2 separate regions of the Homo sapiens genome follow, and region 2 is linked to region 1. Evidence: chromatin loops called from intact Hi-C (ENCODE). Cell type or tissue: heart right ventricle. All regions are shown on one strand. Each heading gives the region's core, and the rest is flanking DNA. Links, peaks and the distances in the headings are about the cores only. Region 1 holds the start of LINC01312 (long intergenic non-protein coding RNA 1312). Region 2 overlaps TARID (TCF21 antisense RNA inducing promoter demethylation).

Region 1 (15,327 bases), core at 3,478-11,477:
TATGGAAATCTGGGAGAAGTACGTTCCAGGAAGGGGAAATTACAAGTGCAAATGTCCTGAGGCTGGAATGTACTTGGTCTGTTTGAGGACAGCAGAGCAGTCCGCATAGCTGGAAGAGAGTGAACTGGAGATGAAGAAGAAGCAATGGAGTCAGGGAGGTGATGGATGAAAGGATCATGTCAGAATTTACAAGGTTGTTGGAGAGATGTTGGCTTTTACCCTGAGTGAGAGGGGGAGCCATTTGACACTTTTGAGAAGAAGCACAACAGAATCTGACTTGTGTTTTAAAATGATCACGTTGACACTTACTTATACACTGTGGTGGGAATGTAAATTAGTTGAGACACTGTGGAGAGAAGTTTGGAGATTTCTCAAAGAACTAAGAGTTGAACTACCATTGGGCCCAGCAATTTGATTACAGTACATATACCCACAGGTTCTACCGAAACGTGCACCCATATGTTCATTGCAGCAGTATTCACAATAGAAAAGACATGGAATCAACCCAGGTGGCCATCAATGGCGGACTGAATAAAGAAAATGTGGTACATATACACCATGGAATACTATGCAGCCATAAAGAATTAAATCATATCCTTTGTGGCAACACAGATGCAGCTGGAAACCATTATCCTAAGCAAACTAACACAGAAACAGAAAACTAAATACTGCATGTTCTCACTTATAAGTAGGAACTAAATATTGGGTACTCATGGACTTAAAGATGGGAACAATAGATACTGGGGAATACAAGTGGGAGGAGGGAAGAAGAGGGGCAAGAACTGAAAAACCACTTATTGTCTACTATGCTCAGTACATGGATGACGGATTCATTTGTACTCCAAACCTCAGATCATACCTTTGTTACAAAGGTATGATTAGACCTGCACATATATCCCTGATTCTAAAATAAAAGTTGAAAAAAATTATCAAATAATGTTGTAGAATTCCAAAAGAAGATAATTAAACTCACATTTTAATAACTAAAATAAATAAATATATAAAATGTTCACTTTTGTCCACTATCTGGAGAATAGGCTAGTGGGGAAAGGGTAGAAACAGGAAGACCAGATAGAAACCTGTACATGGCATATGGACCAGGATGCTCAAACCTAGAAGTGGTAGATCTATTGATGGATTTGATTTGAAAACAGGAGAGGAGCCAAGAGTTTTAGCCAGAGCAACTGGGGGACCAGTGTGGTAGACTGTTTTACTGTTTACCAAATATTTTAGTTTCACTAGATGTAGGCTCCTTTCCCGTGAGGGGACAATACACCTCTGCCCTGTGGAAAATGGGAAGCCATGTGACTTGCTTGACCAATAGAAGTGGTCAGAAGCTTTAAGAGCCAGCACTTGGTTCGTGTGTCATTTTTCCTTTTGCCACAAATCCAGTAATTTTCCAGATAAAGGTTATTCTGTAATTCTGGCTCCTGGAGTAAAGCTGATGTGGATGGCAACTATAGGAGACAGGCAGAAGATAGGCAGCAAGAAATAAACCTTTGCTTTTGGAAGCTGGTACAGTGTTAAGTTCGTTTATTGCTTCAGCAGAACCCAGCTGAGCCTGACCAATACAGATAGGGTTGGCATTAACTGAGATGGAGATGTCTGCTAGAAGAGCAGGTGTTGGATGTGTATGGAGAGACCAGGAGTTTCAGTTTAGGTAAGTGAGATTTGAGATGCCTTATTAGACATCCAAGTGGAACTGTCAAGTAGCTGGTTGTCTATAAAGAGCTGGAGTTCAAGGGAGAGGTCGTGGATAAGGATCTACATTTGAGAGTCTTCAGCCTGAGATTGAACAAAATTACCAAGGGAGTGTATAGATGTATAAGAAGCCCAGGAACTGAGGTTGGGAGTATTCCAACAATGAACAAATGAGACTGAGAAGGAGCAGCAGTAAAAGAGGAGGAAGACTAGGAGAGCATATTATCCTGGAAGCTAAGTGAACAAAGTATCTCAAGAATGATAAGCTTGTCATATGGTACTGATACATCAAGTGAGGTCAAGACTGAGAATTGACTTTGTGATGCAGCAATGTGGAGGTCACCAATGACCTTGACAGGAGCAGCTTAGACAAAGTGGTCTGTAGGAAAGCCTGAATGAAATGGGTTCAGGACGGAATGGCAGGAGAAGAGTGAGACAGCAAATATAGATAACGCTTTCAAGGAGTTTTCCTGTAATATGGAGCAGAGAGTGATAGCTGGGTGATATGGTTTGGCTCTGTGTCCCCACCCAAATCTCATCTTGTAGCTCCCATAATTCCCATGTATTGTGGGAGGCAGCCAGTGGGAGAGACCTGGTGGAAGATGATTGACTCATGGGGACAGGTCTTTCCCATGCTGTTCTTGTGATAGTGAATGGGTCTCATGAGATCTGATGGTTTTAAAAATGGGAGTTTCTTTGCACAAGCTCTCTCTTTGCCTGCCGCCATCCATGTAAGACGTGACTTGTGCCTCTTTGCCTTCTGACATGATTGTGAGGCCTCCCTAGCCATGTGGAAATATATATATAAGTCCCTTAAAATCTCTTTTTCTTCCTAGTCTCTGGTAAGTCTTTATCAACAGCATGAAAATGGACTAATATACTGAGGAAGGAAATGGGGCAAAAAGGTGTTTGTGTTTTGCTTTTTTTTTGGTAAGATGGGTAAAGTGAAAACCTACTGATTTGCTAATGAAGTGATCCAAGAGAGGAAAAACAGTTGATGAGGCAGAAGAGGGAGGGAGAATTGCTGGAGACATGTCATTTAATAGGCCAGAAGAGATGGGATATGGTACACAAATGGAGATGAAGGACCACATACAGTCCGTTTACAGGAAGAGGACGGGAAGGAAAGTATGAGGATATAGATGGGTGTGGGGTGAGAGCTTGTAGAACTTCTGATTGCTTCTGTTATTTTCATTAAAAATGGAAGCCAGGTCATCCACTGAGAGTGAGGATGGGGAAAGAGCTGCTAGAGATTTGGCATAGTTGTGTGTTTTTCTCCATCTATGTTCAGTTGGATGTAATGTAAGTGTGGAGTGATGGAAAGATGCATATAACCATGGTTGGAGGTTTTCCTAGCAAATTCGACAAGGCAAAGGAGGATGAAGTGTTTGGGTGTGTATTCAGGGGAGAAATTACAGTGAACAACCATGGAATTTTAGGTGGGTAAGGAGAGATGTGAGGAACTGGGGGCACTGAGAGACAGTGAGAAGGCGGTACTGTGAATGGATTGGTGAAGTTGGAGAAGTAGAAGGAATACATTGCAAAAACAGAAGCTGTTGGTCAGAGAATGGGCTGCTTAAAATTGAGATTCTAGAAAGGCTGCAATTGGTAATGGCAAAGGCTAGGGTATGTCAATGGAAGTGAGTAGGGTGTAGGACAAGATCCTGGAAGTTTTTTACACTGAAGTTGCTCTATTTAATTCATTTCTTTTTTCTTAAGAATTTTCTTTCACTGAAACTCCTCAATTAAACTCATATTTCTTGCGAGTTCCATCCATATGGATTTCAAATCTAATGAAAATTTACAAAGCCAAATTGAGTAAGGAAGGAGTTTGTTGAGTATTATTTCAATAATTAAGATGTGTTCATATCAAAGATGACCTAATCACTCATTAAAGTCCCTAAATATATTAGACAGTTAAAAATTTGTTATTTATTTGTTTAATATTTGGCTTCATGCTACCTTTATAAATTATTATCTTTAATATCACTCTTCTCACCATCATCTATTGAACTATTTATATTCTTAAGATATTGTTTAGTGTTGGGCAGTCACTAATTATTAGGTTGTGAAAATCAGATAGGAGATACCTAATTATCAAAAAACGTGAATGTATTGTTTATCTGAAACAATGGAGAAAGTCCTGTTTTATACTTGACAAATCACAGAACTATAAGTTAACTTTGAAGCATCAGGGCTTCAGGTCAGTTTTGGATGCTTAGAAAAAGTTGAAGGTAAATCATTGAATTTATATGAAAAAATAATTACAAATAATTTAAAGTCTGAGACTAAGAATGAGACTTACTGCTAAGGAGAAAATACGGTTATTGATCCTAACCTGACCGACTTTATGTCAGTCTTTTACATTGACATTTGATTGATATAAATCTCATACAACCCCAAATTTTGGATTAGCTTTTTTCCAAATGATTTCCAATGAATGTGAATTCATATATATTTCTAATTTACATGTATGTCATATAAATTTAATTTTATGACTGATTCTGAGGTTGTTAAAGGTCTCTAAGGCAGAAACTGTTATCTCCCAATTATCCTTCTCCTTTCTTTAATATAAATACCTGATTTTGTCATAGCATTTTTCAGCTTAAAGACTGCATTTTCCAGGCTTGAAAGCAGCCAAGTGAGCTTTGGGACTAGGTTGGGGAATTTTAGGTGGTTCTTCTTAGAAGTCTTCTTTAAAGTGAGCGTGCATGCCCTTCTTTTCTCCCTCTGTCTGGTTTCCTGGAACTCAGATGTACACGTGATGTCTGGAGCTCTGGTAGCCATGTTGGGTGATGAGATGAAGGAGTTACTAGCACTAGAATTGGGAAAGAAGACCTGGAAGGTGCCTGGGTTGCTGAAGAGCTCTTGAAGCCACTGCATCAGCCTGGACTGCTGAATATCAGTTTTCTTGATGGAACAAAATTTTATTTGTGTAAATCACTATTTTCGAGGTCTCTCTTAGTTGCAGCAAAATTCAATTTCTACAGATAAAGTAAGAATCATTCGTTCTCATCCCACCCATATGTCTTTTAAAGAAATTTTTCTTTTATTGACTGCTCTTCTGTTACCTCCTCATTTCTCTATAACTTCCTAGGAAAAGACAAACTTTGGGTGGGCCGCTGTTTTCATGTACAAGGTTTCTAGCCACTTGTCTTGGTGTTCCACATCTATGACAGCAGTTTGATCTCATTATGAAGTAACAGCTCAAACAGTAGTTCTAAATGAGGGTGAGGGTGGGGGAGTTGTAGAATCATTTTGGGGAGTTTTTCCAAACTACACATTCCTAGCTCCATTATCTCTGCAGAGATTCTGATATTCTTCTATCAGCTCCCATTCGAGACTCACTTATCTGTAGCACATCCGCAAGTGTTTACTTGCTTCCAATTGGCAAAATTTAACATTAAAAACAAACCAGGAATTCTGTGAAGTGAAAAACTGCCTAGATCATTACAAGGTAGTAGAAAAAAGGTATACATTTTTAAATATTTTGAAATCCACTTAGAGGCTCACAACCTTTTAATTTAAATGTGTCTTGAATCTTAGTTTGAAAAGCCCCAGTCAAATATAAGTGGCCTAATGTAAGTGACTATATATTTTTTCTCCACTAGTTTCTTCCTAGAATTCCTCCTTTAGAAATATGGGGAGAAAGTATGGAGGAAGACACTGGGCTGTATGTCTGTCAAATCACTATTTTTCTTTTCGTTATCACACTTTCAGTAATATATATTAAACACTAAATCATATGTATTGCTGTGCTAGGTGCTATATGCATTTGCCAATGGCAAAACACAATTATCTCCTGTTTCCATCAGAAGCTCTTCCAGGTCTCTGTGGGAGGACTCAGGGTCTTCTTTTTACTCTCTTGGTGGGTGGCCTGTTGATTTGGGCTTATACCGCTCAGCGTGTACTCATTAGGCTAAGCTGTAATTAGACCAAGACTGTGGCATTCCTTGCTTTGTCTACAAGACATGGTGATAGAAGAGACAAAGACTGGATTATATATACCTGATATATTCGATGAAGAAGTAGTGTGTTCAGGACAGGTGAACTCTATAAATAAAAATAATCAAAATAGAATTAAAAACTGAAAAGAGAGCAAGGTTACATGTAACAAGGAAATGACCTTACCTCAGAGGTGTGGCAGCAGCATTGCTGATTTTAAAATTGAAAAAGAAATCATAGACTGCCTTCAATGATTAGTTCCACAATTAGAGAGGAACTAATAGGATGCAAATACTATACTTGTGTGTACTCAGAGCATTGCAGAACAGTGTCTTGTGCAAACCATATGTTCAGGGAATGTGTATTATTGACTGATTACTTTCTTTTAAGTAGTAATTTTGTGCTTTGGGTGATACTGAAAGTTCATTTCAATCTGAGTATGCTTTTGATTTAAAAAAATCTTATTTGTGTAACTTTAATTGCACAGTCTTATATTCTTTGCTAATTTATATAAGTTGTGTGAAGTCCAGGATTTATTATTATGGCATTCAGCACAAGCCTTTAATAAATAATGGGTGGATTAAGTAAGTACAAGGAAAAAACCTCAGCATTTTTCTGAGATTTGACTTTTTACCTTATTGATTTTCTTTTTACCTTATTGACTAAGACATAAGCCTTAAGTACTGGATTTGAGAGAATGGCTGTGGTTGTCAGCTATCTACCTGAGTCCAGTCTCTCCTCTGCTTTAGTGAAGGGAATACTGCCAGGCAAATGCTAAGACTTCAGTTCCCATTCTTCCTTGGCTTTTGAGTGAAAGTGACTTGTGTCACATCTGGGCTGGCTGAGGCTTTTTATAAGTGCACCTGTGGGGTTTTCCATGCTCTTCTCCAGTTTCTGCCCACTGGATACAGATGATAATGCATCACTAGAAGATAGGACAGCCACACAGCAGGTTGAGGAGAGAGGCCCATTAGTATGAATACGAGCCCTCTGCTGCTACATATGTGAGAAATAAATTGCTATTGCTTTTAACTGACTAAAATGTCCAGGTCTATTGATTACATAAGTTTATTTTAACCAGTACAGATTTTAACTTATTTATTTCATATGAAAATTAATTATTCAATCATTAAAATACTAATACATAATTAAAGTAGAAACAGATATATACTATGTACTACAAAAGTCTGAAAAAGTAGCTGATTTAATGACCACTTTCAAAGATGGGAAAGATTTTAGAAAAATGAGATTTCTGGGAGCAAACTCATAGGATGGAGACTGTATCTTGAGTAAAGATCTTGATTTTTGGTGCCTTAAAATGACGGGAGTTCTATTCCTTGTTTTGCTGCTCAAGTAGCTGTGATCCCAGGAGGCTGGGCTATGGTTTTCTCATCAGTTGAAGGAGGTTAGCCTACTGCTACTTCCAAAAAGGCTAAAATTAGGGAAGATACTCTATTTTTGATGAGTTGCTATAGTTTCTTGGGCAATCTGAGATTATCGTTGGTTTTTCATTAGCTCTGTCCTATCACAGCTTGCTTCTGTTGCTATACACAATGTTTGTGCTTTGTGAATTATAAGTAAAATGTCTTCAGATTTTCTAAAAAAATTACTTAGCTTTCTTTCAGCCTCTTGCTGTAGTATATTTTTTAATTTATAAAATTAATAGTGCATGGAATAAGTGTATTGACTTACACATTTAATAGTATACTAAATAAGTCTATTTATTTCTATTCAGTAGCATATTTAATACTGATGTGGTTTAGGCCGTGCCCCCACCCAAATCTCATCTCGAATTGTAATCCTCATAATCCCCACGTGGTAGGAGGTGATTAGATCATGGGAGCGGTTTCCCACATGCTGTCCTCATGACAGTGAGTGAGTTCTCACGAGATCTGGTGGTTTTATAAACAGCACTTTCCCCTGGGCTTTTCTCTCTCTCTCCTGCCACCTTGCGAAGAAGGTGCTGGCTGCCCCTTCTGCCATGATTGTAAGTTTCCTGAGGTCTCCCTAGCCATGTAGAACTGTGAGTCAATGAAACCTCTTTCCTTTAAAAATTACTCAGCGTCAGGGAATTTCTTTATAGCAGTGTGAAAATGGACTAATACAAATACATTTAATAATATTTGGTACCATATTGAATAAATGTATTTTCCTCATGTCTGGGTTTAGGTCATAATGAATGAGCTGGATTATTTGCTGTAAAGTTCTTTTCTAAAAACTGAGATGTATTTTTACAGGAGAAAGTTTGCCCAAATGCTATAAAGGGGAAGCATTAGGCAAAGAAGAGGCAGACTGTCCAGTCGGCTCCAAGACAGACACAAGCTGGGAGTCTTTGCTTTCACAGGATAATTCCTTTTAATCCAGTACATAGTAACAATTTTTGGATTTCTTCTTCACTCTCAGTTCTCCCCTCTGCAACTGTTCTGTTCTACTGCACCATACTGGCACTGTGGTTCTAGGAAATACCCTGACTCTAGGGCCCAGGTCCTGGCATTTTTTTTTTTTTTTGAGACAGTGTCTCACTCTGTCGCCCAGGCTGGAGCACAGTGGGGGACTCTCGGCTCACTTCAGCCTCCATCTCCCAGACTCAAGCTGTCCTTCCGTCTCAGCCTCTGGAGTAGCTGGGACTTCAGACGCACGCCACTGGCATGCGAGAATTTTTACTTCTCCAGGTAGGTAGGTATTACCCAGGCCCAACCCGCTGCATGTGCAGTGCCTCACTTGTCCAGTAGGGGCGCCAGCCACACTATGTTTGGTTTAAACTCTAAATTCCCTTTGGGTCTGGGGTCCAGACTGTGTAACGTTCTTTCTCTCTGCAATCACTCCTGAAACACATTTTTATTTTATTTTAAATCCTTAATTTATTTTATCTACTTATTTAAAATTCTTATAACACTATTACATTAGCTGGCAGATTGCATAGGAACAAAATAGTACCTGAGGCTCTGAGTTTTTAATTATGGAGCAAAACATTTGATTAAGATACAGATGTTCAGAATAAGGTTCCTAATTCTTTTTCTTTTTCTTTTTCTTTTTTTGAGACGGAGTCTTGCACTGTTGCCCGTGCTGGAGTGCAGTGGCGCGATCTTGGCTCACTGCAAGCTCCGCTTCCTGGGTTCACGCCATTCTCCTGCCTCAGCCTCCCCCGAGTAGCTGGCACTGTAGGCATCCGCCACCACACCGGGCTAATTTTTTGTACTTTTTTAGTAGAGACGGGGTTTCACCGTGTTAGCCAGGATGGTCTCAATCTCCTGACCTCATGATCCGCCAGCCTCGGCCTCCCAAAGTGCTGGGATTACAGGCGTGAGCCACCGCGCCTGGCCAGGTTCCTAATTCTTAAGAGCTGGAGTCATCTTTGCCTAAAAATTTGCTGTTGCCCTGACAAATTGTTTGGTCTGACTCTGCCAGCACCCTTCTATTTTTAAAAAGGGTATTTTGGCCAGGCATGGTGGCTTACAGTTGTGATCCCAGCACTTTAGGAAACTGAGGCTGGAAGATCGCTTTAGAACGGAAGTTCAAGATTAGCTTGGGCAACATAGTGAAACCCTGTCTCTACAAAAATAAAAACAATCAAACAAACAAATAAAAATGGTATTTGTGTTTAATGTGTCATGAATGAAACATTTTCCTTCTCCTTCAGTTTGCAGCTGAGAGGGAAGTCCTGACATTACAACAGCATTGTCCATTATAGAAGCAGCATCTGCAGGCCTGTTCTTCCTCTCCCACTGCCAACTCATTATGGATATATTGGGATGCATAGGTATCCAAAGCTCATTAAATACACAGTAAAAAGTTGGACAGGAGAAAAAGGGGTCAAAATTTATGCAGAACTCTCTCAGAGAAGCTAAAAGGCAAGAAGGTCAAAGTTTCCCTGTGTGTGTTTCAAATTTTTTTAAATGAAAGAAGACACTGTTTTTATGTTCTGTGTGTCCAAGTGTTAACAGAATGAGAAACACTTTTTGTTCACATTCCCTTGTAACCTTGAACTGAGAATGTTGAAGTTTTCGTCTTTCTTTTTTATTGCATCCCACAAAAAGGTTATTCCAAATGCACTTGGCAATATTCAGACAAGCTATTTCCTAATTCTCAAAATAGCTTTTGTTTTGAGTGTTTCCCAAAAGTCTTAAAATATGTTCATGTTCATGAACTGTATATATGCTTCATTACTAAACTTTTTGATTGAAAATCCTTAAAGGAAAAAATGAAACTTGAAGAGCAAAGATTTTTAAATATTGTAAATCTAGATAAGCAGAAAAGCACATTAAAATATCATCTTTTTACTAATAAATAGAAATCAGCTTAAAGTTATATACTCAGAAAAGAACCTCATCAATACTAGAAAGTTAAATTTTTGTTGTTCCTATTGTAAATCATACTAATTTATTGAGTTTTCAACCACAGAATATTTTTACTTAACATGAAATTACTCATGGAGTAGAAAACAAAGTAATATTATGAAATCATTCAAAACTGCATGTCCTTTTCGAAGCATTCCACATAGTGTGGATTTTCTTCTAAGGTAACACATTCTATTTTCTGAAATTGTAAACTCATTCATTTACTCATTCAACAAATACTCATTGAGTGTCAGCTGGCACTGTACTGGTACTGATAATATAATAGTGGAGGAATTAGACATTAATTAGAAATAATCACACAAAACTATGTAATCACAGATTGGGATCTGTATGATGAGGGAAATAAGTTGGGAGTCTTGAGAGACCTGACTGAGGCTGAAGAATTGGGAAGAACCTTGTGAAGAAGTAACCCTTGAGCTGTGATGCAAAGGATGAGTAGGAGTCAACCAGGCACACAGTGAGCCAGGACAACGTGTACCATGGTCCTGGCATGAGGAGCACAGCATCTGTGAGGACCTGAAGGAAGACTAATGTGCCCAGGGCACAGAAGGTGAGGGAGTCTGTGTCCCCTGAGTTCAGCCAGGTCTGGATCTTGTTGGATCTGAAACCGTGCTGAACATTTTGATTTTATGTTAAGCCCAAAGTAAGTTTTTAAGGTATTTTAAGAAAAAAGGGAGAAAGACCATATGAGCATTTAAAAAGAATTACTCTGGCTATATTGTGGAGGATAAATTAGAGAGGGAGATAGGTGTGGATGAGAGAAAGCCAGATGAGGAGTTGTATTAGTCCATTCTCATGCTGTTATGATGAAATACTTGAGACTTGGTAATGTATAAAGAAAAGAGGTTTTTCTTTATAACTCACAGTATAAAGACTCACAATTCCACATGGCTGGGGAGAGCTCAGGAAACTTACAATCATGGTGGAAGGCACCTCTTCAGAGGATGGCAGGAGAGAGAATGAATGCCAGCAAGCAGAGGAAATGCCAGATGCTTATGAAACCATCAGATCTTGTAATGACTCACTCACTATCACAATTACACAATGGGGGAAGCCGCCCCCATGATTCAGTTACCTCCCACTGGGTCCCTCCTATGACACCTAGGGATTATGGGGATTATAATTCAAGATGAGATTTGGGTGGGGCATAGCCAAACCATATTAGGGGCTATTAAAATGGTGCAGGGGAGAGTTGTCAATAGTAGCAGTGGAGAGTAAGTGATAAGTACAGAGGTTCAAGAGATTTTTAGAAGCTAAAATCAATAGGAAACTTTCTAGAGGTCTCACATAGTGAACCTTAGAAGTATGGGCAAAAGCCTAAGTTGATGAGGCACTCATCTTCTTCTTTGTTGAAAGGTACATGGCATTTATGTGACATCAGCAGAGGCAGCTGCTGAAGAAGGTAGACAGGTAATAGGCCATTGTATGCCAGAAGTTTCAATCAGAAACAGAACAGCCAAAGTTAAGGCAAGATAGTGGCCAAGCTAAGGCGAGCAGCAACAGCTGGGATCTCTCTTGGGAAGGCTCCTTGAATGAAGCAACTAAGTTGACATTCAATGCAGGCTGTATATGGGGTGGTTTAGATTCTCAGGCAGATCTGCTCATTTGCCAAAGTAACCCTAGAAAGCTAAACCTGCCAAGCCACCTGACTTATCTCTGTAACTGTTTGATGTGTTCTCTCTCTTTCTAGGTTGCAACACAATAGTCAGGGTTCCTCATCCCTCCCTCACTGAAGAGAATTTAATGTTCTAGAAAGATTTTGGAATAGGGAGTCAAAAGGTTGGGGGCTAAATGCTAGTCCTGAATTTTTTTAGTAGTGTAAAGTTTAGAGGTACAATTTCTCTCCTATTTAAACTATGGTTAATAAGATCTACAACCTTGCAGTGTGGTTGTGAAGATTAGGTAACAGGTACTCTGCAAATGGTAGCAACAGCAATAATAATAATAAGTAATAATTTTTTATTGTTGAAATATACTTTTCTTTCACATCTTTTTTTAAATAGTTATTTTCGAGATAACTTTTTTCACAATTATAGCTTCAGCTATATCTTTATTTGGCAAATGTTGCATACTAGTTAGGTGCCAGATACCATAGAAGGTGATGAAGATAAAGTGCAGGAGATGAATATATTCTCTGTCCTCACAGACTTTTTATTTTAAATTTTCATTTTATATGTATATTTTTTGAGACAGAGTCTTGCTCTGTTTCCCAAACTGGTGTGCAGTGGCATGATCTCGGTTCACTGCAATCCTCTAGTGCTTCATGCAGGGGCAATGGTGAGCACCTGCTAACTTATAACATTCCCACCAGCCTCCCTCACTTTCAGTCTATGCTGCCAGCCCCTGTTATATTAGCCTTCTGAAAGCATTGGTGTTATTACTTCCTGCTTAAGTTCAGTGGCTTCTCCTTATCTATCAAAGTGAACTCTGTAGCCTTGTATTCAAAGTTTACTGTAACCTAGTCTCATTTTATGTCTCCAGCTTTTTCTTCTATTATTCTTACCCATGTTTCTTAATGCAAACAATATTGGCCTTTGGGAGGGAATATTATTGGTTGAACCATAATGTCCCAGGAATTATAGAGCATTTAGCCACGCTGAGCCCATCCACTAAGTGCCAGGAGAACTCTCTGGGCATTATAAAATAATAAACATGTCCACAAATTTTGGAGAAGGGAAGAAGACTGTCCCTGGTTGAGAACTCCTATGACTACACCATTAACAAAAGACAACATGTATTTATTGAGTCTGCACCACTCTGTTATTTCCTTATTTAATCCACATAACAACTGCCTGAGCTAGGTGTTATTTTTATAAATATAGATATTTGGAGAAAAGTTTGGCTCAGGAAAGCGAGAATTACATAGCTACTGAGAGAAAGAGAGCTGGCTCAAAATGTTCACTTGTATACTTCATCCAAACTGGGCTAATATGCTCTGTTTTATATTGATTCTCTTCATTCTGCTTATTCTGCCTGATATGGTTTGGATATTTGTCCCCTCCAAATCTCATGTTAAAATGTGATCTTCAATGTTGGAGGTGGCCTAGTGGGAGGTGTTTGGGTCGTGGGGACAGATCCCTGCCACCCTTTTGGTAATGAGTGAGTTCTTGCTTTATTAGTTCACATGAGATCTGGTTGTTAAAGGAGCCTGGCACCTCCTCCTCTCTCTCTCTCTTGCTCCCTATTTTGCCATGTGACACGCCTGTTCCTTCTTCATTTTCTGCCATGAGTAAAAGCTTCCTGAGGTCTCACTAGAAGCTGAGTAGTTGTGGGTGCCATGCTTGTACAGCCTTCAGAACCGTGAGCCAAAGAAACCTCTTTTCCCTAGAAATTACTCAGTCTCAGGCATTCCTTTATAGGAAAAAAGGAGTACATTGCCCAAATACCCCTAATTTCTTTCTTTTCTTTTATTTTTTCCTCCCTCCCTCCCTCCCCTTCCCTCCCCTTCCCTCCCCTTCCCTCCCCTTCCCTCCCCTTCCCTCCCCTTCCCTCCTCTTCCCTCCCCTTCCCTCCCCTTCCCTCCTCTTCCCTCCCCTTCCCTCCCCTTCCCTCCTCTTCCCTCCCCTTCCCTCCCCTTTCCTCCCCTTCTCTCCTTCCTTCCTTCCTTCCTTTCTGTTTTGCTCTTGTCGCCCAGGCTGGAGTGCAATGGCGCAATCTCAGCTCACTGCAACCTCCGTCTCCTGGGTGCAAGTGATTCTCCTGCTTCAGCCTCCTGAGTAGCTGGGATTACAGGCATACACCACCACACCCAGCTAATTTTTGTACTTTTTAGTAGAGATGGGGTTTCGCCATCATGGCCAAGCTGGTCTCAAACTCTTGACCTTGGGTGATCCGCCCACTTCAGCCTCCTAAAGTGCTGGGATTACAGGCATGAGCCACTGCACCTGGCCACCCCTTGCCCTGTCTTCAAGCATGAGTTTCTATACCATTCCCTTTAGAAACTCTTCCCTGACCACATTAACCAGGGACCTTTAAGGAGCCCTGTGATGCTTTCTCCTGCTGCTCAGCCTTTTCCACAGCTTGCATTGAACCATCCTCTGTGCACCCTCTTCTCCTCCCATGTTGGGGTATACGCTCCTTAAGGGCAGGACTAATAATATTGAAGCCATTGGGTTGTCATGAGAAGTAAATAAGAATGTATGACATATTCAGCAAATTAATGGGAGCTAGTGGAAGTAATAATGAAAATAGTTACATATCAGGGCTTTAAAAAAATCAACGCAAATGTTTTTCAATGCTGACTTAGGCATTTTCCTGAAAGTCCAGGACTGAATTATCTCTTTACGGGTATGCCTGGGGATGGTGTCCATGAAGTGATTTTGGTTTCAATTCTCACTTTTCTCACACTATTCAGGTTGGTTCTGAACCTGGGAAAACACAGAACTATAGGGCAGGCTTTCCCTAATACTCCCTGGTAAGCTCCTCTATAAACCTGGCTATCAAAGTAAAAGAGGAGAGCTCTTATTCTGATCCTCACAGGAATTTCACTGGGTCATTGTACATCTAACTGTAACTCTAGAAGATTTTGATATGAAACCAACCACTCATCTATATATCCACTTATCCATTCTTTCTTCCTTCTAGTCATCCATCCACAGGCCATTTGGCATTTTTAAATGCCACCTACGTATCTGTATTATGCTAGGAACTAGAGCTGAAATGAGTACGAAGACATAGTTTCTGTCTTCAAGAACATTATAGTCAAGAAGGTCAGAGAGAAATGTAACACATTCGGTGAACACAGTTATCAAGTCAATTGTAGAAGCATGCGTAAAATGCAGTCTTCTGGATCTCTAGACTGCCAATAGACTTGAGGACTATTCTTAGTCTTTAAAAGAAGTGATAGAAAACAGCTTGCTTTGTCTAGTAAAGTAGGGTCATCCATTGTGTAAGTTAACTGTGAAGTTAGAGGGATCAGTGCACACAAGGCCAGCCTTATTTCTGATACCAGTTGCAAATTCAGGGGATTCCCAAAACCACTTCAGGTTTGATAACTTGTGAAAAGGGCTCACAGAACTCACTAAAAGCTGTTATGCTCACAGTTATAGTTTTTGGAAGGGAAAAGAAACAGATTAAAATCAGCCAAAGGAAGAGACACATAGGGAATGTATAGGAGTACATCAAAGAGGGAGCTTCCAGTTGTCCCCTGTGGTTGACTCAGGACAGCATTATTTCACTAGTGTCAATGAGTGACTATGCATGGAATACTGCCAGTCAGGGAGGTTTACCTGATGTCCAGAGTTTTTATTGGGGCTTCATCCTATAGGCATGACTGATTGCTCATATAGCTGATCTTAGTCTCCTGTCTCTCCAGAGGTCAATC
Region 2 (15,327 bases), core at 4,985-12,984, 49 kb after region 1:
TGCTTGAATCCGGGAGGTGGAGGTGGCAGTGAGCCGAGATCGGGCCACTGTACTCCAGCCTGGGTGACAGAGTGAGACTGTCTAAAAAAAATAATAATAAAATGCATTGTAAGAGAGTTTGAGAGGAAAGAAAACATTACCCTATCAATGTTAGGGTAAGAAAAAAAGACATGACATGTGATTTCAATGTACGTTTAAAGTGTATATGAAGAATTGTCATTTTGATGAATGATATACCTTAATGGCAAGACCTCTTGTTGCAAAGTCAAAAATCAAGTAGTGGCAATGGATGCATCATTGAATATTGCCTAAATTATAAAGGCTATTAGTACTATAACGCATAATACAATTTGCTGGAAACAATTTAAAAAATATATTGTTTAAGAGAAAGCAGGGTATTGTAGTTACACTATTGACAATGTTATTTCTTATAAGATTGTTTTTATTTTTAAAATTATTTAAAATTTTTTTAATACATCAATAACAGAGGCTCTTCATTAAAAATTAAAAAATTCAGAATGAAATAATAAGAATTCCAATTCTGTTACCTCTCTTCCTGTTTTCTAGGGGAGGCTTTGTTAACATTTTGGCATGTGTCTCATGGTTTTTGAATCCAATAACACAAAATATAAAAAGATGTGAAAATATGATCTTTCTCTCATGGACTAGGAGAAATGAGAATAACTCGTTTCTCATGTCAGAATAACTAGTTCTTTTCTGACTGGCCTAGTTGTATTTCTGTTTGTATGAAATTTGTTAAAATGATTTGGAGACAGTTTCCCTAAACAGTTTTGCCTTCCACTTTATTCCACTAAGTTTTGCAGTTTTCTCTAGCATAGAGAGGCAGTTCTGAAATAATTTTTTTGGATGATGTATATCATAGACACATTTGGAAAGAGAGTTTTCTTTTTACTGATGCAAGCTTTACTATACTTACAATTTCCACCTGAAGAACTTAGTAAATTGACATATGGACCAAAAAGTTTTTATTGGCATGTTTGTGATTCCAAAATGGATCAAATGGTAAGTGTAAATGTACAGTGTTATTTATCTCTAGAGAAAGAAATTTGAGCTTCCTAGAAATGAGTGAATATGACTTAATTGAACTAATTGTTGGACAAAAGTCAGTATGAAATTTCAAGGGAAAGTAGTAATGACTCTTCTTGCTGTCAAATTTATGGGTAGATAGGCAGAACCTAGCACTTGCCTCTGGAAAACACATTTCAGAGCTCTTCTGAAGGGGTTCCACACCTCAGAAAATGCTGCTTATTTCCATAGTAAGCTGCTTCACTCTAGTAGATTTTGAGTTTCTAGCTGTCACTAATTAGACACATTTTTCCTATGTAACACTGCCTGTCCCCAAGTAATCCACAAATAACATTATCTGTAACTTCCTTGGCCAAGATAAGACATGCTATCAGTTATTAAGGTCTTTTGTGGCTGGTGGTCCCTAGCATTTTCTTCTCCGACTTCTTGCTTGCTCTGTGAATCTTGTCTCTGCCTCAGTACTTAGCCCTACTTTTTCTATTGTTTCAGATTTTCTTATTCCTGGCTCTCCTACTTTTGCCCAATACTCTTATCTTGTTCTTCAGTATCTCTTTTCTTTTGACTCCAATTACTTTTAATATTTGCTTTGACCTGTATCTATGTGTTCCTCAATTAGACACCATTACATTAGTGTTTATTGCTTGGATTGAGCTAGTTTCACACTGTGCCTCTGTGCTTTGTTTTGCTATGACTATCTTGGTCCTCTATTTCTGTCTTTATTCTTGCTGACAGCCAGTAATAATACTTTCATCTATAATCTATGCTCTGTGTCCCCATAGGCACACACATACACATATCTGAATTATTTAACTTATGTAAACATATATATATATAGTGTATAAATTCATAAATATTTGACCACAAATTCATAATACAATCATTCTTTTCTTTTTCTTTTTATTTGGCTCCCTTTCCCCTCTTCCCTTTCTGACTACCAAACCTTTTGCCTCCCAACTGTGGGGTAGCCATATTGGCAATCTAGTTCATATACTACCATATTTTTAACTGTGCTTAAAAATCATATGCACACATACATCTAGAATATACACTTGTACATACAGAACACAGAAAATAATCTCTATGTACACACACACCACACACAGAAATACACACTCAAATGTATACGTACACACATATATGAGGGGAGATATTTAACATCCTTTTTTGTCTTATTTTTCCCATTTAACATTACCTCATAAAAATTCTTCCAAATCTAATAATATGGCCCCAAATTTTCAACAATAGTTTCAAAATATTCTATATGGTAAACATACCATTATTTATGCATCCTCTCATTAATTAAACCTTCACTTTGTCCAGCTTTTATTTCTGACTTCCGTTTGGCCTCTTGGTCTTATGATTTATGTTACATATTTGATCTTTCTTTCTGACCTAACCCGAAGAAAGACTTTTCATCCTAAAAAGACACATTTATCATTGAAAAATATTTATAGGTATTTCACTTAGAACTGCTGAATAACAAATTACCCCCCAAACTCAGTGGCTTAAAATATTCATTTTATTTTGCTCCATATTTTGAGGGTGACAATTTAGGAGTTACTCATGAGGTTGCAATCAGATATTGGCTGAGGCTGCCAATATCTAAAGGCTTGACTTGGCTCAATGTTCAAGATAACTTACTCTCATGACTGGCGTTTGCTATTGGTGATGTTGACTGGAGTACCTATGGGTGAGTTCTCCAGCATGACAGGCTCAGCATAATTGGACATCTTTCATGGTGGTTGGCTTCCCCTAGGGTGAGAAGTCCAAGAATATCAGGCAGAAGTTGCATGATATTTTCTTACCTAGACTCAGAAGTTACATGGCATCACTTCTTTCATACTCTATTGGTTGAAATAGTCATAAATACACCCACATAGATCCTACCTCTGGATAGAAGGAATGTCAAAGTTTTGGATCCATTTTAAACAATCAATGTCTATGCTCTGGTCACAAATTATTTTTATTTCTCCTACATGCAAAATACAGTCATCCCCTCTCAAGATTCCCCTTCTCCTCTTTATCCCCCCAACCACCTATCATCCCATTTCAGCATCAGGCTTGGAGATTCAGAATCTTCTTAACTAAACCAATTCTAGGATGGAGTCTCTTCAGATATTGTTCCCTGGGTTCAGCTCTGTGAGTACCATTCTTCCTGATCTGAAGATCTGTGACGTAAGGAACACATTATCTACTCCCACACTCCCAGTAGAAATTGGTGGAATAGAAATTAGACAACTTAGAGATACTCTCATTTAAAAAGGGGGGAATGGAAATGATAATCGCCACTGATTTATAGTGTGTCTGGAATAAGCTGAGCACAAATTGCCAGTTTTAAATGAGGGATCAGCACTGTTGTCTGGGACTAATTGTCTGTAGATTTTGGTTTGCCCTCAGAATCTTGCTTCTATCTCTCTGATTCATCTTTCCTTTCCACAGGAAATGGCTGGTGTTGCAGCTGAGTCATTTTTTTAGTCTGCTTCCTGTTCAAGGGCATCCCTCCATTTTGTACTGTCTATGTTCATTTCAGTTCAAGCTTATACAATTCCTTTAGAAACTCTGTAAGCTTCTTGTGTACCAATTTAAAATCCACTCCATTAGATAAAATCCACATGCGCAGATCTCTCCCAGGCAAGTCCTTCTGTACCCCGGGCTCCCTATAAGGTGGTTATGAGACCACACTCTTAGTAGTCTTAGAAGCCTTATTTAACAGAAAGGCTCACCAGGCAATCCTTAAGATACTTATAAGGCTTTTTTGTTTGAAAATGTCTCAGAGGCACCATCTAAAATGATTCCAAAATTTTAAAAATTGCTGTCACAACATAGTCTTCGTATTGACCATGAGACCACATTTTTCCAGATTCAATATTTATCCTAAGACCTTTTCTTATGTTTAGAATCTTTTTCTGGGAGAGATTGGAAACAGTGCTGTATTCAAGTCCATTAAGCCTTGGCTGCTTTCTATTTTCTCCACATAATCTTGGAAACTGAACGTTTTCTTCTTTGGCTCATCTTGCTCTATCTATGCCTTATGAATATATGGCTAAAAGAAACCAATTGACTTTTTCATTCTGTCTAGCAGTCTCCTTAGCCAAATCCATCAGTTCCTGAGGCACATTTTCTATTTTCTGTTACTGCAGGCAACAGTTTATCTAAATTTTCCCACTACAGAACAAGAATCCCCTTTCCTCCAGCTTCTAGTAACATTTTTCTCAATTACCTTTAAGCTCTCACGGAGTATTTTCGAGGGCCATTAGACTTCTGACAGTAGTCTCCTTAATCCTTCCAGCTTTTTCTGAGCACCCAAGCTGAATGTTCAGCACTCAGTCTCAAAGTCAGTGCACATTTTTTGGGTTTTATTGTTGTTATTTTTGTTTTCAACAGTAACCCACTTCTAGGTAACTAATTCTGTTTTGATTACTATTGCTGTGTAACAAATTACTCTGAAACTTAGCAACTTAATCTTTGGTTTGCTCATAATTTTATGGGCTAGGAATTTGGAAAGAGCTTGGAGGGGCGATTCTTGCTTGAAATCTCTTCTGCAGTTGCAGGCAGATATCAGCTGGAGATACAGTAGTTTGGGGATGCAGTAGTTCAGTTGGGGATACAGTAGCTCAGTTAGGCTTGATGTACAAGATGCCTCCCTCATATTACTGGGAATTGATGTTGGCTCTTCAATAGGAGCTCACCTGCACTTTTACTGAATGCCTACACATGGCCTTTCCAGCCTGGTGGTTGCAGGATAGTTGGACTTATTTCATGGTGCTTGGCTTCTTCTAGAGAGTGTTCCAAGAGGACCAGACTGAAGCTGTATGACTGTTTCTGACTTAGCGTTGGAAACCCCATCACTTACGCTATACTCTATTGGCTAAAGCAATCATAAGTTTTTCTGGGTTCAAGGGGATAGGACATAGATCCCACCTTTTGATATGAGTGTCAAGAAATTTTTGACCCATACGTTACATTACCACACTAGGGTAAGCATATCAACAAATGGCCTTGATAATCTGTTTGTTCACTAATTTGAGAGTAGAGCAAACTACTCACTTGAACAACATCCTTCAGGCCATGTTGATTAAGTTATTCCTGCAGCTGGTCCAAATGTGGTATCTCTAGCAGTCCATCTTTTTTCTTTAACCACAGGACTGCTGAAAAAGCTGGCTGTAAAATATTAGACTCAGCATGTTGGCAAAAGAAAACAGGGCCCTCAACAAGGCATATCTAGTGACAAAAACAATTTTCAGAACTTTATCTTTCAATTTAGACATCTAGTTTACCCAATCTTCTCTCTTAGCTTATTAAATAACTGCAAGGGGCACACCTAGACTCTGCCAGTTTTTTTCTTTTCTTTCTTTCTTTTTTTTTTTTAAATACAGTTATGGTGGGGTTTCAGGCAGCTCCTGCAGGATAATGTCTTGGCTTGGCTAGTAAGTAACAGTTCTGTATGTGTTTTACAAAGATGAACAGCTAAATCAAAAGAATGCAGATGTAGGTTTTCCTTGTTGGGAAAATGACTGGAGTCTACTGTAAACAGGCATCCATGTAGCATATCAAAACTGTCATTACATCCAGAGGTGACACCTGAGAAGCTCACAGGGGAACTAGTGGCTTTCAACTTGAATGGGAAAAGCATTTGGAATCTTGGACCCACTTGACAGTGCTTTCTCATTATGGAGGTTGGCATCCCTGTTGCCTAGATTGGCATAGCAGCTTCACATACAAGGAAAGAATTGAAGAACAGCCAAAGTATTAAATTATTAAGTTAATGTAATATCAGATAGGTAATCAAAGTGCTAAGAATTATTTCACTTAAGACAAAGATAAAAAGAATCAGAATTCCCTCATTATTAATCCTCTCATGCTCTGTCTTTATCCAGGATGGTCTTGTCCTTTCTTGGTGGTCTAGTGACCTCTCTCTCCTCCACCCACTGGCTCTCCTCTCAAACATGTCCATTGCAATACTGGATCTTTAATTTTCCCCCAGATCGTTAAACTTTCTATAGAGTGCTCCTTTTGCCTTCTCAGCTTACCCAAAACATGAATTTGCTCTGATGGCACTCCCTTCCTCAAACCCAGCTGGAGGGAATGCTGTCCATTCTGCCTCTCCCCAAGTCCTGGGGTTAGAAGATTAAACCAGCTTTCTCCTAGCTTTCTTACTTGACCACTCTGTGATATTGGCACAAATCTTTAATTCCTCCTTCTGAAAACTCTCTGCTCTCTTGACTCCCAATATGTTATTCTCTATGGTTATAACCTTTCTTCATAGACTTTCTGTATTGGTTCCTTCCCTTTGCCCTGCCCTCTCAGGATTGGTATTCTCTTGGTGTTTTCTCTGTCTAGAATCATGTCCACAATCTCCAACTTTCTCCAAATCCTCATCCTCTGCTTCCCCAATATATTTATTCTTTTTCTGTAGTTCTTCTTTTAGTTAATGGTGTATTCATCTGGTTTACCACCAAACTGAAAACCTCAGGGTCAACTCTTATCCCAAGGTGTAGTCAGTGACCACATATGGTAGATGCTGCCTCTAAATTATTTCTCAACTCAATCTCTATTATTCAGTAACTGTCATTGTCTTAGTTCAGACATCATCTTCTCTAATCTGATCTTGGGAATCTCTTACTTGATTTCACTCCCTTTGGGCTGTTGCCCTACAAACCCATTCTCCATAGTGATCTTTCCGTTACACAACTGGAATCATGTTATTTTCTTTTCATCAAAGTCCCTTGTGGTTCTTTGTTTTCTGCAGGATTAAATTCATTAAACCAGCTCAGCTTTCCAGTTTCATGTCCTGCTTGTTCTTCCTAGCTTTATGGGGCAGCTTTCTACTTCTTTAAAACAGCATGTAATATGCTCTTTCATGTACAGACTGGATACACTCAGTATCTGGAATGTTTTCCTTCCTTGTTCTTTCTTCCTTTGAAAACCAACCCTTTTCAAGACATGGCTCAAATATTATGTCTGTGGTTGAGTTTCTTCTATTATAGCACCTAAGAAAGAAAATGGAATACACAATATTTACTGAGAGTTAGGTATTTTGCCAAGTGCTTAAAAGTTGTAATTTCATTTAATTTTCATAACAGCTCATGCAGTAATTATTTTTACCCTATTTTATAGATGAAGAAACTGGGCTTTAGAGAGGAGGGATAGCTTCTTGAGAATGTCCATTTACTGAGGGCAAGGATTGTGTCTGTTTAGCTCTATGCCCCCTCAGCACCTAATTCACTGGCTAGCAATAGTAAGCATTCAATAAATATTTATTGAAGGAAGACGAATGAAAGTCTATTCCATTAAAGCAGGAGCTACAAAGAGGTAAAAATCTGTAACAGAAATTCTCAAAATAGTGGGGGTTATTGTAACATGGGATAGAAAATTGGAGTAGAGTCAAAGGAGAGAAAATGGAGAAAATGTTTTTTTCAAAAAGGAAATGTAATACTTGATTGAACTCAAGACAGTAACATTTTGATGTCGATATTCATAGGAATACATGGACATAAAGATTAGGAAAGGGTTCCTCTCCTCATATAATATTTGTGGATTGTGCTAAATCGATAAATCTCAGAGATAATAATGTACCAAATGAAAAGTAGGTAAAATGAATACAATAGGTCACCCAACAATTTATATTTTCTAAGTTGACATCATTTCCCAGTGTGCTAAAAAAATCATATGATTTTGGTGTTTGCCTCTTCAGTCAATCTTACTACATTATGAATATTTCACAGTTCAGCTAAATTTCTAGAAGTTAAAAACTTAGAAGTAATTTCAAAGCTCTTTAAGGCTTTTATGTTTTTAAAATATGTATTAATGTTTACTTAACTAATATTTGAGATCTATATAATTTTTGCCTTGCATTAAATTATAATGTTAAAAAGTTTAGGTGGACCAACATTTAAAAAATTAAAATATGAAAGTATTAAAATGCAAGTGAGTATTTTTAAAAAAGAAATGCAAAATAAACATGAAACTTGAAGGCAACAGGTGATATTTGCCATGGAGGACAAATTTTATGTATTTTTTAATAAGGTACCTCTAAAATAGACCAAGAACTCCTGGAATTTTAGTGGGGGGTTTTGATAATGTTCTAGAAGCCTAAACACCTAGTTGTAAAGTGAACAAAGTGAGGCAAGAAGGTAAGTGGGATTAATTAAGGGTCATACATACAGTAAGATCAGAGCCAGTGACCATCACCCAACACATTTCTAAGTCTTTGATTTCTTTTTATTTTCACAGTTATTATAAACTAAAATGACTGCTTTATTATCAATGGAGGAACAAAGCAATCTGGTTGATGACATCAGTGCATTGGCAGCTTCTGTGGTTTGTTAAGGAAGGGGGGATTCACTTAGGTTGTCTTTCTGTCGCCTTCCCTGGGATGGGCCCCATGAGGATGAACACTGCAGAGTTAGAGGCATAAAATGTGATAAATACCTTGAAAATATGGTTTGAGCCTCTAACTTGAGGAGTTACAAGAAACATAACTTAGAAAGAGGCAATTAGGAAGGATGTGCTTATCTTAGGTTTTCCCAGATTAAATATAACCTTGCATTTTAGTATAAAACTGCCAGAGCTAGTAATACTTTGGTTTATTTTAGGGGGGAAGGGAGGGCGGATATTCAGACAAGTCAATTAAAAAAGAAATTCTTGCTTAAGAATTATCTTTATGGCTCACAACTGTAAACTGTTCTATATTCTCTATTTATTAAATAAAAATTATTATTCATGGACTCTTCACTCCTTTTCATGCTCTAGTCTTAAGTTTTACTCAGAAGTGTAGAAGGATCTGCTTTTACTCAGAAGGGTTTTGAAGACTTCCAGAACCAGGGTCCTTGCGTTTCTCCCACTAGTACTTATCCGAAGCTGAGGGATCCGCTTGGGGCTTTCTGAGAGCAAGCCCTTTGATTGTCCTGCTTTTGGCCAGCTGCCAGCTTTGCTGCGTGATGATTAAGTGTGCTTTTACCCAAAAAAGTTCAGAAAAGCTTTAATTATTCTTGAAAAACAGAAAGTGTTATCAGACTTTGTACACAATTGGAAGCCAGATAATGACCAGCTTTTCTTACCTCTAGACAGATGCTGCTACAAAGAGACCAATCAACAACTGCTCAGCAGAGATACAGATCTGAAGCACAGAAGTGCAATAGACCTTCCTGATGCCTTCGCCAGGTACCTCTGCATTCCTCTATCTCATGTCATTTCCTGCCCACTCCTCTGGCCTTTCCAAATACCCAAGTATTTATTGGAATTTTTATTATGCCACATGCACAGCCTTATATTTTATATATGGAGGGTAGGTAGCTATAGTTCATTTGGCCTTGCCTGCCACTTTATTCAAACCAGTACAAGGATTCTGAAAAACATCACGAAAGATTATCACAGTGAAAGAATGAAATAAGGTTTAGGTGCAAAGTAGAGGGAAGGGGAAAAGAGCCTATTTACATTTAGGAGATGATAAAAGTAAGTTCTTGCATTTTTTGAAGTATGTAATACATATTATTTTATGGAATAAATTGTAATTTAATAAGTAATTGTAATTTAAATATGGGACATCTTGTTATAAACAGTACAATAGATAACAACTTATTGTACTGCTTTTAGGTATTTTCTTATGGTAGGGAACTAAAAATCAATGCCTGGTATTTCTCCAATCTGCCAAATAAGATCATTTTCTTTTTTTCTTTTTTTTTTTTTTGAGACAGAGTCTTGCTCTGTCGCCTAGGCTAGAGTGCAGTGGCGCAATCTCGGCTTACTGCAAGCTCCGCCTCCTGGGTTCACTCCATTCTCCTGCCTCAGCCTCCCGAGTATCTGGGACTACAGGCGCCCGCCACCACGCCCGGCTAATTTTTTGTATTTTTAGTGGAGACAGGGTCTCACCATGTTAGCCAGGATGGTCTCGATCTCCTGACCTCGTGATCCGCCCACCTCGGCCTTCCAAAGTGCTGGGATCATTTTCTTACCCCCACCTTGACTCAAGCCTCATGTTCCAGCTTTTTTATTTGTATAACTCTTACCTTCTGGACCCAAGGTGGGAAGAGAACCATCTTCAGCCCTGAATAGACACTCAGTTTTTTGGCTTTCACTAAACTGCACAGTCAGATCCAGGTCGGCAAAACAATTTGGTCTCATTTTGCTTGGAACCTGCTTAGTCAATGCTGATTAAACCTGAATTGCGTGGTTTGGTCACAGAGTTGGTAACTGAACCTCATTTGATTCAGTCACTGTTGTTTACCAAGCTTTCATCCTCCTTCAGTATTGGCCCAGAGTAGGATTCATTCAGTCATGTACTTCCTGGTTTAATATGCACCAGCTGCTAAGGGAGATATAATGAATGAGATGGATGTGGCCCTGCTTTTGGGAACTTAAGGTCTATTTGGGAATACAGATCACTAAGCAGGCAATTACACATCTCTAAGTGCTGGGAAAGAGAAAGAACACTGTGTTATGTAGTCACCAAGGGAGGATGCATAATCCTGCCCTGAACATCAGGGAAGGCTTCCTGGAAAAGATGGCATGTAAATTGAGGTCCACAGGATGAGTTGGAGTTAGCCAAGTGACACTTGGAGAAAAGAGTGCTTCAGATGCAGAAGAAAGTGCTTCGGGGTAAGTAGAAGTCTGAAGAAGAGAGGGCATGGCATATCTGAGGAAAGGAAAGGAATTCCACATTAGTAGATCATGACATGTGTGTGTTTGTTTAGTAGGCGAGGGTGGGACTAGGAGGTGGGGTGGGGAACAGAATAAGTAATGGCTTCACTGGGCTTTGTGAACCACGTGGCTCAGATTGAACTTCACCTTGAGGGTTTTGGGAAGTGCCTGGAAGAGTAATGTGATGGGATTTGTGTGTCTAAAAAGATCACGCTGGCTAAAGGAAGGAGAATGGACTGGTGAGGCACAGTTAGGAAGCTGCTGCATTAGCCCAGCCAAGAGGCCCGTTCTAGTTTGGTAGCATTGAGCCTGCAGTGAAGCCAGTAGACAAGAGACAGGTTTAGGAGGTGGAATTGATAACGCTCAGTGATTGATAAGATTTAGGGAATGAGAGAGTGGAAGGAGGCATGCATGATACCTCTGTTTCTGGTTGAATAACTGGATAAATTATGACTTTTTTCCCCTAGGTGGAAAAGGAAAAGCATTGGTTTTTCCTAGTTTCCTGTGATCAGCCATACTTTCTTAACAATTCTTCCCTTTTTCCCTCTTCTTACACTCACTGGTCTTGCCTTTCCCTCATTTCCCTGTTTTCTCTAAGGTTGTTTAGGCATTCAGTAAATACCTGAACAACTCTAGGGTTGCTCTCTTGACCTGGAAATATGGGAGAGACTGTTCAATCTCTTTAGTTATGTTTACAAAGAGCCATGAGCCTCTGGAGGGAGAGAGAAAGAGGTCAAGAATGAATATTTCCCATTAGTGCCAAGCTTACCTGAAATAGCTCCTGGCTTTGTCCCATTTTAGAGGTGTTTAACTTTTCTCATTTGGAAAACCTTGCTTCATAATGTTCATGCATTTGTACCTACTTTCTTCTCTGTTACAAATGTTTTCTACCACTTATTTTTCAGGCAAAGTTTTGCCAATCTACTTAGACCCAGATCAGCTATGACCTCTTCAGTGAAGCCATTCCCAGCTCCCACAGGGAGAATTTTGTGGCTCCATCCCTATTCTTCTACATCCCTTTGTCCATATCTCAATCACAGGACTTACTACCCATTGTATTGTCTGTCTTCTTCCTCCTCACCTTCCCACCATCCCATCACCTCACACCGGATTATTATCAGCTCCTTGAAGGCAGGGATTCTATCTGTTTTATTCCTGTTTCTGTCATCATAAGGGGTTGGACTTACACATACTAGGTGTCCAAGAAGAGTTTAATGAGAAGCTATGAATGAATTACTCATAGACTTTCTTTACAAATTGGTTTAAATGTCCACCTCCCTCCAAAAAGTTGTTTTAGTTAAGTCTATTCCTTAGCCAATTTACCAATACATATTTGAGTCTTTCTTATAATAATTGTCCTTTTATGGGAATAGTTAAGCCAACCCTGTGACACTCCTGAGTTTGTTATGAAATGCTAAGTTTCCTAAGGACAGACAAACGTTGTTTCTGTACAACGCTGACCACTCCAATTCTGTAATATAACGTACAATGTTTCAAAAATATGGGGTTAGTTGTGACATCTTAGGTAAATTACTTAAACCTTTCTAATAAACCTAAGTTAGATATAAAAGGTAATAATTTCTATCCCATTAATATGCTACAAGAATTAATTGAGAAAAATGCATTCAGAGCATTTAGGACAGTACCTGGAGCACAGTAAAAATGCTCAATAAATGCCATCTTTGCTTAATCTCTGCTTTCTACATATTTAAAATTCATAGATAGTTATGATTTTTTTCAACTTTATCTTAACAGACTGGTGATTGCATGTGTGCATGTGTGTATATTCATGTAACAGATGTTGATAAATCAATTATTTATTAATTTAACTTTATTTTTCATTTTCATATTTTAGATTTAGGGGATGCATGTGTAGGTTTATTACATGGGTAATAAATCACAATATGTGTGATGTTGAAGCTTGGGCTTCTCATTTTTCCATTGCCCAAGTCGTCAACATAGTACCTGATAGGTAGTTTTTCAACCCTTATTTATTTTGATTTATTTTTACCAAAGTGCATACTCGTATTCCATGATTAATTATTAAAGAAAGCAGTGTATATTAAATACGTTACCTTGGTCAGAAGAGCTCTCACGGTTTGCACATTTGCCTTTGGCAACAACTTTGTTAAATCTCATGTTTTGCTGCTAATCTATCATTTAACTTTTGCTTATATAATTCTTCTTGCTCCAGTGGGAACTATGTCTTTTATTTCTTTGGATCCCTATAGTGCTAAGTACTAGGTTTTGTGCTTATTAGGCATTCAGTAAATATCTGAACAACTCTAGCTTTGCTCTCTTGACCTAGAAATATGAGAGAAACTGTTCAAACTCCCTAGTTGTGTCTATAAAGAGCCATGAGCCTCGGGAGGGAGAGGAAAAGAGGTCAAGAATGAATATTTCCCATTAGCACAGAAGACTTTGAGAGCCCTCTCATCTTTTTCTCTGAAGTTGTAGGAAGTTCTGTTTCCTTTTACCAGTGCTTTATGTTGCCGGACCCAAAGTGAATTTTTGAGGAACTAAGGGAGGATGAGAGCTGATCCAAGATTCTGCACTAACCTCCATAGCCACAGTATTCAGAAATCAAGCATCTGGGTTCAGAAATGATGATGTGCTTTAGTGAAGCATGTGGTTAAAGGGCCAGTAAGTCTTCTAATTATGCAATCCCCAGCCTTCTGTGAATACCAAGGATAAAAGAGCAAAGCATGTGCTCTTCCTTCTTCCCTTCCCCCTCCCTCTCTCCCTCTCTCCCTCCCTCCTTCCCTCTCTCCCTGTCTTTCTTTCTCCCTTCCTTCCTTTCTTTTTTATCTTTAGAATTGTTTTTACTGTTTTTGTAAAAATGATGCATGCTTATTACAGAACAATCCAAGCAGTGTAGTCATAGTATATTTAATCTCTTCTAGATTGCCTTCTGGAATTTCATCAGGATCGCCCTTTTAGGGTTAAGATGAGGTCTCATTTTTGTGGTTCCTGCAAACAATGTAAAGTGACAGCACTTCTGACAGGGTGGCCCAGGTTGGCTTCAGAGGCTCCCTCATGCCACAGGCTGGCCTGAGCTGGATCTTCCAAGTGTTCTGCTTAGATTTTGATGGCAAGGTTTTGCTATCTCAAGATCTCTCTTCCTACATTGGAAAAAAATTACCTAAATGTAAGAACATGCAGCTATGACAACTGTTGATACTCTGGGTTGAACTGGCTGTTCTTGTTCTTTCTCTCCCTCCACTCCATGTGTGTCCCCTGAGTCTGTGTACTGGTAAGATCTTCACAGGGAAAGTACAAGTTGACATTCCAGGGTATATGAGTGGATGTGGTTCCCCTGATCAAATTCTTAAGCCGTTTTGGAAAAGTTAGGAAAGCACTAAGAGTTGTGTGCACCTGCATACAATTATTAATTGTAATTACACAAGATACCCATGGGATCCTTACACTTTGGATCTGAAAGTATTATTCAGCTTTTCTTAGTATGGATTATGTCTTACTAAGTGTCCTTGAGTAGACATTCTGGGGAAGCTTTTGAGTTTTTCATTGCTGTAGGTTTATGAATGTGATATCCATCTGGAAGAGGGAGAAATGTACTACATCACTGCACATAGTAGGCAGACAATAGATATTGTTGCTGGACCTCAGAGCCAGGCCAGCACTTGAGCTCTTTAGAAACTGGGTGACTTGGTTAGCCTCCTCCTTTACAGACTTCTTTAGTATCAGAAAATTTAAAGATCAGGAGGTTATTTAAGCTTTTGGTAACCCCTGGTAGTTTACTTTGCAGAGAAGGCACTATGACTGGTACTCTGGAAATGTTTTGGGCTGGCTTATTCTCCAGTGCTGCTCCCTTAGGAAAATTTTCTCCTAACTTGACTTTTCGATTTGAATATTTTCCATATAAACTTTGCCTTCTTTCTGCTCATCTTTTTTTCTTGCCCCACTGTAACATCTGATTGACTGTGATGTCACATTCCCCACCCTCCCACAGCAAGGAGACGATGAGAAATGACTGTTCATTGATTGCTGAGTATGTGGTATACTGCAGTTATGGGTCTTGACATTGAAAATGATCTTGTGAAGAGGGTGTAGGAGGAGTGGATCAAATGGGATAATGTGTTGAGAAAGCTTTGTCAAAGTTCATTCACCATTTTTGCACACTTCTTATAGACCAGGTGCCGTGCTAAGCATAAATATATGGGATGAACAAGACAGACTTGATCCCTGCACTCATAGCTCTGACGGTTTAATAGGGGAAGAGAGACCTGTTTTAAAAGGAAGGCTTTGAGCAAGGATAGCTGAGGGACATGACATAGTTTCCGGGGCCTGTGAAAGACTTCTTGGGGTTCTAACTCAAGCAAAAAAGTCTTCTTCAAAACTCAGTTGTCATGCTTTTGTTGTTACTCTTGTTGGAGGACTCAAGATCTATCCCTGACATACATTAACCATCAACCGGGCATGCACATGTCCAGTGTAAGGTACTTGTGTCTTCAGGAGAAGGCCATGCTGCAATAAAAGTGCAAATGTTATTTGAAAGGCAGCAAAGCTCGGTGAATACTAGTATTAATAAAATTATCAGAGGATTAATTTAGGAACATTAAGCTATAAACCCCTGAGTTACATAGTTTATACATTTGCTAGTCCAATCTGATTGTCAGGAAA

The links. Hi-C counts contacts between places; a loop is a spot of excess contacts. Peaks named below come from ENCODE experiments on the same cell type or tissue, not always from the same donor. Only the 100,000 strongest peaks of a DNase experiment are listed, where the experiment ranks them.
Region 2: a loop joins it to region 1, with 1.9 times the contacts of the local background. A loop is called at or near these places in 2 of 110 quality-filtered maps.

The regions. Positions count from the first base shown.
Region 1 is chr6:133,810,689-133,826,015 of GRCh38, reverse strand. The region is part of intron 2 of TARID (TCF21 antisense RNA inducing promoter demethylation); the gene reads left to right. LINC01312 (long intergenic non-protein coding RNA 1312) reads right to left here and starts at 4,869. Exons shown (of 3, transcript NR_027030.1): 1 at 4,281-4,869. In heart right ventricle, for the core only: a CTCF peak has its summit at 8,369; no DNase peak of the experiment used is centred there; H3K27ac peaks cover 1,209 bases.
Region 2 is chr6:133,762,714-133,778,040 of GRCh38, reverse strand. TARID (TCF21 antisense RNA inducing promoter demethylation) reads left to right here. Exons shown (of 9, transcript NR_109982.1): 3 at 9,118-9,210. It overlaps LOC124901402 (a long non-coding RNA gene), which reads right to left. Exons shown (of 3, transcript XR_007059772.1): 3 at 5,845-7,037. Among named protein-coding and RNA genes, the nearest start is that of LINC01312, 51 kb to the left of the region's middle. In heart right ventricle, for the core only: no CTCF peak of the experiment used is centred there; a DNase peak (open chromatin) is centred at 8,958; H3K27ac peaks cover 399 bases; H3K27me3 peaks cover 425 bases.